Regions from separate parts of the Mus musculus genome. Here region 2 is linked to region 1. Evidence: chromatin contacts called from ENCODE Hi-C or POLR2A ChIA-PET data. All regions are on one chromosome and are shown on one strand. Each heading gives the region's core, a stretch centred on a gene start or an enhancer-like site at or near the end of the contact. The rest is flanking DNA. Distances are from core to core; before and after follow the strand shown.

Region 1 (3,681 bases), core at 437-2,936:
TCACTCATACATAGATGCATTCACCAAACAGCCTTGCTCAAAGAAAGCAGGCATATTGCTATTTGTATAACACCTGCCCACGGGGAGGCTTCCATAAGGTCACAAATCAATAGTCTCTTCCCTATGCTACTCTGGGTGTTTTCTGCCTCCGTTATGGCCACCCTCCACAAAACAGTCTGTTAAAGTTGGGCTGCGTACTGGGGAACCTGCCAGCTCCACCTCTGTTGAAGGCTGAGGGAAGAAGCCATAGCCATCAGAGCTAACGGAAGAGATGTGTCTAGCCTCCATCCAGGTCCTAGAAGATACTGTCTACACTGACCCAGGTCTACCTGGCAGGAAGAGAGAAGCTGAGGTCCTCTATGCCTGCTCCTTTCTTCAGCTACAGTGTGATTCTCAGGCTCTGGCTATGGCGGGCCAATGCACAGGAATAAGCAACATGAAAGGCATGGTGACCGATTCTGGAGAGCTCTCTTCTGAGACTTTTCTCCTTGCCTTGTCCCTTCCTCCCATCTCCAATTCTCCAATCCCATCACAAGGGCGGGGGATTCAGGGTAGGTGAGTCTGAGCTTCCCGAGTGGCTAACAGTGTTAACAGCAGAAGGCACTGTTCTCTAGGACATCTGGCAGAGTAGAAATATGAGCACTGTTTTGCTTATATATGTGGGTCAGGGTGGGTGAGAGAGACAGACACACCAAGAGTGTGTTTAACATGGCATGGGAAACCTGTCCTAGCTCTTGAGAAAAAAACCAAGCAAGGTGAGGAATGGTCTGGGGAAGGGGGACGGATGCTGCCGTTTTATATACCGAAAAGAGCGAGCACTCTGACCAGTGATGCCCGAGCAGAGCAGATAATGGAGGTGAAGGAAGGAATGAGCACTGTTGATATGGGGGAAGGGTCTAAGCATAAAGAACAGCAAGCGTAGAGACCATGAGGCCCAGTTTCTTTGTAAAAGAGAAGAACAAGAAAGTAGGGTCATGTGATTCAGCTTGAAGCCTTCAGAGTCTGCAGGGAAGGGACAGGGGAAAGGACAGGAGACAAACTTTCTTCCTACGGTTACAGCTCCACACGTTTATTTTTGAAGATCTTACTTTATAATTTTAGTTATGCAAATGTGTGTTTGTGCTCACACCTGTGAGTGCCATCCCCAAGAAGGCCAGAAGGCGGCACCACATCCCCCACAGCTTGAGTTATAGGTAGTCAGGAACCTTCTGAGGTGGGTCCTGGGACCTGAACTCTGGTCCCTGAGAGAGCAGTGAGTTCTCTTAACCACTGAGCCATCTTACTAGCCTTTTTTTTTTTTTTTAATTTAAAAAGTCTCCTATGTTTCTCTTTTCAACTGGGGGGAAAATTTACCAGTTGTTTTTTAAGAAACAAAAATAATCTTTTTCTGTTGAGGAAGAGATATTTTAAAACCACTGAATGGATCGTTCCTTCCCTGGCTTTTTATTGATACGTCTGCCCTCTTTCCAGTTCTAAAATAAGCCTCTTGTCTGCACTGTGTCGATCCAAAGGCAACACGCTACAGAGTGGACTGGGCCAGGCAGAGCCAGGCTGGGGTCACTGGGAAGTCGCTAGACTTGGAGAACATACCACTCTAGTTCTGCCAACAGGGCCTTACCCACCCGCTTGCTTCCTCACAACCCAGGTGACTGGAAGTCCTCAGAAACAGCAGTGGAATGTGGTGAGGGTTGGACCTTGCAAATGACAAATTTCTGAGTGAGTTCCAGTTCTCTGGAATGGAAAACCAGCAGCTTCCTGTTACAGAGTGTACCCACGGTTTGTGCCTGATCCATGGGTGTGGGCGAGCCCATATACTTCTAATCTGCATCTGTCTAAAAACAACAAAGCAGACATGTTTCTAGGCAGGTAAACAGTTTTAGGGACTAGAGTCAAGCTTATATTGATTTCTGGTCTGGCTAACCAGAAAGAGAAAAAGGAGTTCGAGCCATCATTAAACAGAGACCTGGAAGAGGAAGCCAAGGGGTCCATCCACCAAGCCCCTGAGGCTGCCGAGACATTTCTAGGTCAGCTCTTTCTGGGGGAAAGGCCCTGTGCTACCTTACAAGGCAAGCCTTAGCTTTGCTTTCCTGGAGGGCCGTAGCGGGCTCTGGCCCCTCTCTATGTTGGATCTTTCTCCCCACGGTTAACCAGACGAAGGCTCCGTCCTCGTGACACTCAGGTTGGCCAGGGACAAAGGCTCTTCAGGTGCTGGCTGGGCTTGCAGCCTGGCTTTCACTCGGGAGGTATGTGACCTTGGGCGCTCTGCTCACAGACTCCATGCCTCTCTTCACCTGTCAACAGGAGAGCATCACAGAAGCACCCGGCTCAGAGGCGTGGCTTCTGTGCAGGGAAATGAGAAAAGCCACAAAGACCTGGAACGGTGACCCAGCCCAAAGGGACTGTTCTGGAAAGAGCAGTGCCTTTAGCTACCCCCTGCCAGGCACTACGACAGACATGAACAGCTCTCCCCCTTTAGAGCCCTTGAAACACCATGTTTTCCCTGTGGAAAATGGCCTGCAGCTGACTACTTATTCAATGACCAGATGGCCCAGGCCCCACCAGTGCAAGACACATGAGATGCATGGTAAATAGAAGGGGAAGCAGGAGGGTACCCCAGCTCTCTCATGTCCAGCTTGGGCATGGGGACAATGTTAGCGGTAAGGAATAAAAGGCATGGAACAGAGTCCAAGCAGTCTAGTACCAGCTTTATGTGGGCTTGGTCAGAATGCCGGCTGAGCCTGAGCCACATAAACGAAATGTATGCAAAGGGACAGTCTTACCCACGTAGGGAGCTGGCCCTGGGATCTCAGCGGTTGGTGTCAGCCAATTGTCGTCTGCTTTTCTGATTCTGTGAGCCAAATGCAAAGGCTTCCTACTATGAAGAAATCAGTATCCCTTTGCAAGACTTGGTAGGAGAAATCCTACAGCACGGGCTGGTTCTGGTACGTTCACCACACTATCCAGACCTTCGGAGTGAGCAGATCTTATCTGTGGATCTGTTCTGGGAGGCAAGAGGCCCGGGTTCTAGTTTGCACTCTGGCCCTTGGAGCTGGCAACTCAGAGCAAGTCATGTGCCTCTTTGGATGTGACTGGAAAGAAATGGCCTCTAAGATCTCTCCTGCTTCAGGGCTCCATATTCCTATGCTCTCCAGGCAGAGATCAGGAAGAATAATGCAGCCATCCAGAGTCAGTCTGCCCCTTTCCAGTCTGGTTTGTCACCTAAATGCTGTCTTTGACTCTGGGTCTTGCCTTCCTTGGCCTATAGTTAGCTAGCCACCAAAGTCCATGCGAGGCAAGGCCCAAGTGCTCCAGGACATTGGCAGCCTATGAGTTTTGACGCAAACAAGCTAGTACTCCCTGGTCTGAAAGGAATCAGAGCAAATCTGCATGAAATGAGGACTGTGTGCAACAGCCAGCAGCACAGGGAGGGAGGGAGGGAGGACAGGAAGGAGGAAGACCTGCCAGCTGTGAGGCACATGGGCTCCACTGGCCCCCAGCACGGGGGTGACCCGCCGAATGACAGCCATGGCAGCGGGAAAGGAGATGGTACTCAGATTGTAGAAGAGGTGGGCAAGACCACACAGGACCCGCTTATCCTACAATCAGAGCTTCTGGTGACTATCTGGCTTCTGGCTGGGCCTGGCAGCACCTGGGAGGCCCTGTAAGAGATCATGCAGAACA
Region 2 (3,681 bases), core at 648-3,147, 300 kb before region 1:
ATGTGGGCATTTGCCTGCATGGACGTATGTGTGACCATGGAGGCCCGAAGAGGACACTGACTTTCCCCAAATGATAACTACCTACAGGTGGTTGTGAGTAACCATGTGGGAATTGAACCCAGGTCCTCTGGAAGAGCAGCTAATGTTCTTAACTGCTGAGCCATCTCTCCAGCCCCTGAGATTTACTTTTATCATTTTAAACCATGGGTAGGTGTGCGTGTCTGTATGTGCTGGTGGACATCAGTGCGGGTGCTCTTCGAGTCCAGTGGCATTGGGATCCTCTGGAGCTGGAGTCACAGGGGGTTGAGAGCCAGCTGACATGGGCACTGGGAACCAAAGTTAGATTCCCTGGAAGAGCAGCAAGTGCTCTTAACTCCTGAGCCATCTGCCCAGGCCCTGAAATTGAGGATTTTGATTGCCTTCTTTTCTGGTATAATTCTGTAAAATGGGACAATCAAATCTACCCATCAGAAAGTCCAAAGACTAATAAATTAGGAAGAATGATATATGTTCTAGTTGAGGGATGAGGAGCCCCTTTCATATGAAGATGTGGATGTAAGGTGGGGCTACATATGTGTGTACTCATCTTTTACGTGGGGACTGGGGATCAGAACTTGGGTCTTCCTGCTTGTGCAGCAAGCCCTTCACCCACGGAGCCCTCTCCCCATTCTCAAGGGGGATGTGATAACAGTTGTTTGTAAATTTCCAATCGTTTTCTCCCACGAGCTGATCCTTTCATAATGGGAACACTCTCTGCAGACGGGATGCTTATAATTATGCTTGACACACTTGATAACAATATGTGAGTGACAAGCACGGCCACTCAGCGCTGATTTAGACTCACCGTGGAGTAGATGGAGGATGTGCTGGAAACCAAGGACAGGGAGGATCCATGAACTGTTGGAAGTAAATAAACAGGGGTCAAAGCCTACCCTGGCTGCCATGAAAGAGAAGAGAGGGGGCAGGAGGCAACCAGCATTTCAGGACACCACTGGCTCAGCCTGGCTGTCACTGTCATCTTGGCTCAATACTTGCTGGATTCGGTACAGGTCAAAGCCAACTATGAAATAATCCACTAAGGAAGTAATTTTTAAAAATAGTACCACATTTGTCTTAACTAGCAAAATAATGTAGAATTCTAGGGTCATATATTCATGTAACCAAATGTCCATAGCACCGAAGGTTCAAAGGCAGGGCAAGGTGATTGTGGACATGCTCACCACACACTTCAGTGCCAGCCTGTGCCTGCACCCACTCTTGTCCAATGCAATCTTCTGTGTTCTGACTGTAGGACAAAGCTGTCATATTTCCTACCCTGACACCCTGCTGCATGCTCATAGATAAATATTTCCAATATAAGAGTCTGTGGTCACAATAAACTCCCACAGCTTTGTAGCAGGGTATTAGTGAAAGCCAAGTTTCAGCTGAAGATAGAGTCTTATATTTGTACAATGCCTGCAAGTGATGAGCAAGGGTGTTCTCTTTCTTTCTCTGTAACCATAGCGTCTGACGCAGACCCATACTTGAGGACTCTTAGCAGCCCCTCCCATTTCCAGCTAGAGGAGCTTTTTCATTATCTGCTCTCACTTTGAAGCACGTGCTTTTCCAGACCTGGGTATCCAAGCTGCTTCTCTTTCAAGGAACATCATTTTTATTTTTTTCAGCTACCTCCTGGCAACTTGTCTGGAAGACAGAACTGGCCCTGTGTGAAGACATGGCAGGGGTTTTAAGTGGGCACAGCTTTTCTGATCACAGGTGGAAAAGTCTTATGTCCCTACAAGCCACCAGGGTAGGAGCATACCGATGACCGAGGAAGGCGGGACGGGGGAATCTCTCCACCCGCTGCTGAGTTCATCTGCCAGTCCAGCGGTACGCTCAGCTTCACTTAGCATCTAGGAGAAGCTCCTGACCAGCAAGCTGTTGAACAAACAGTTCTGTCTGGCACTTGGGAGCTTGCCCATGGCATTTCCACTAAACCTTCCTTGACCTCCCTTTGTGTGTTCCTCTCACACATGTCTATCCCGGACTTCTTCTTTCCCAGGCAAGCTCTAGATGGTGCTTGCCTGCCTCTGAGGCTCTGCCAGTGCAGCCCTTTGTCCAGGGTGCTTCTAAATCCTACCTGCTCGAATCCAGCACAGCCCTGAGCTCCTTCTCCTCTCACTAGAGGTACCCACCTCTGCCTCTGAGGCTGGGGCTGGGGCTGGGGCCCCACCAGAATTCACACCCACCCTTCCCAGGTAATGCCAGGTTCTAGAGCTATTCCCTGTTTTTCTACCGAGCATGACTAAGCTGACTCACACCCCATAAAAGACAGTTTAAGGTGTTAATAGCCAATAATGGCTTTTCTGTGCTAACATGTCCACAGGTTCAGAAGTCCCAAGGCATGACACAGCATGACACAGCATGACACAGCATGACACAGCATGACACAGCATGACACAGCCTGCAGTGGATGGAGCATGTCGGAGGCCTGTCGGTGAAAGAGACATGGGTATCGTGAAGCCACCTCCAGCCACACTTACAGGGCTGGCTCAGAGGCCTAAGCAGGGCAGCACACAGACTCTGGCTGCCGTTTTGTCTCTAAGTTTTTCCATCTCAGATCTATCGGGTTCCCGGCAGTCAGGACCAGCTTAGGGACTCAGGCAGAGGAGGCACATCTCTCAGGCTTCAGGTGGAAATGACTACTTTCTCTGTAATTAATGTCTCTCGCTTGGAAAGCAGCAATAGCAAAGCTGCAATACATAGAGACAACCACCTTGGCTATCCAAGCCCACACAAACCTGAGTATGGTTTGCCCGAACTGCTGTGACCGGCCCTTAAGATGAGAATCGAAGCCTGGAGAGAGGGGCATGGATCCTCCTGGACCATGAGAATCTCAGCTCCAAACCCACTAAAGCATGAAAGTGCTTCTTTCTCACTATACCTCCAGAATTCTAAAGCTAGACAGACAGAGACCATCTAAATCTGAAATTCAAGTCACATGGCTTGCTTAAGGCTACACAACATTTCAGGTATTGCTGACCGGAAGTCTGGGCACAACTCTATTCTCCAGTGACTGGCTCTGCTGGGTTCTGTTCTTTACTTTAAAAATCCTTGGGCTGGTGAGATGGCTCAGTGGGTAAGAGCACCCGACTGCTCTTCCGAAGGTCCAGAGTTCAAATCCCAGCAACCACATGGTGGCTCACAACCATCCGTAACGAGATCTGATTCCCTCTTCTGGAGTGTCTGAAGACAGCTACAATGTACTTACATATAATAAATAAATAAATAAATCTTAAAAAATCCTTTTAGTGGGCTGGTGAGATAGCTTAGTAGGTAAGGATGTTTGCTACCAAGCCTGACTGAGTTCTCTCCCCAAGACCCATATGGTGGAAGAAGAGAACCAATTCTTAAAAGTTGTCCTCTGACCTCCACGTGTATAGCGTAACACACACATATGTATGTATTTGTGCATACACAACAGACAAACGTAATTTTAAAGTTAATAATTTAAAAAGAACTCTTGGTGTGTTTTGAAGTGCTTTTCTAATCCTTTATGTAATGTTCCGATAGGCAAAAGATCCAGGACTGTGAGGCACCATACGTGGGTGCTAAATATTGGGGTCCAATCCCTCTGCAATGGTGGTACATGCTTTTAACAGCTCTTAACTGCTGGGCCATCTCTCTGGCCTCAACACCCAC

What was found. Hi-C counts contacts between places; a loop is a spot of excess contacts on that map. ChIA-PET counts read pairs that join two places held with the same protein, here RNA polymerase II (POLR2A).
Region 2: a loop to region 1 is called in a map of left cerebral cortex, with 2.9 times the contacts of the local background. The contact joins two enhancer-like sites. A Hi-C loop is called at or near these places in 1 of 37 maps with a recorded cell type or tissue (left cerebral cortex). POLR2A ChIA-PET finds 5 or more read pairs at or near these places in 1 of 5 experiments (embryonic stem cell).

Annotation. Positions count from the first base shown.
Region 1 is chr7:49,256,281-49,259,961 of GRCm38, reverse strand. The region is part of intron 1 of Nav2 (neuron navigator 2); the gene reads right to left. Among named protein-coding and RNA genes, the nearest start is that of Nav2, 12 kb to the right of the region's middle. Within about 2 kb of position 1,686, at least 1 of the 3 ENCODE cell types and tissues checked has a DNase peak (open chromatin) inside an H3K27ac peak, as active enhancers do.
Region 2 is chr7:49,561,287-49,564,967 of GRCm38, reverse strand. Nav2 (neuron navigator 2) reads right to left here. Exons shown (of 39, transcript NM_175272.3): 20 at 845-897. It overlaps Gm32694 (a long non-coding RNA gene), which reads right to left. Exons shown (of 2, transcript XR_003946637.1): 2 at 1,277-3,681. Among named protein-coding and RNA genes, the nearest start is that of Gm32694, 3.6 kb to the right of the region's middle. Within about 2 kb of position 1,897, at least 1 of the 3 ENCODE cell types and tissues checked has a DNase peak (open chromatin) inside an H3K27ac peak, as active enhancers do.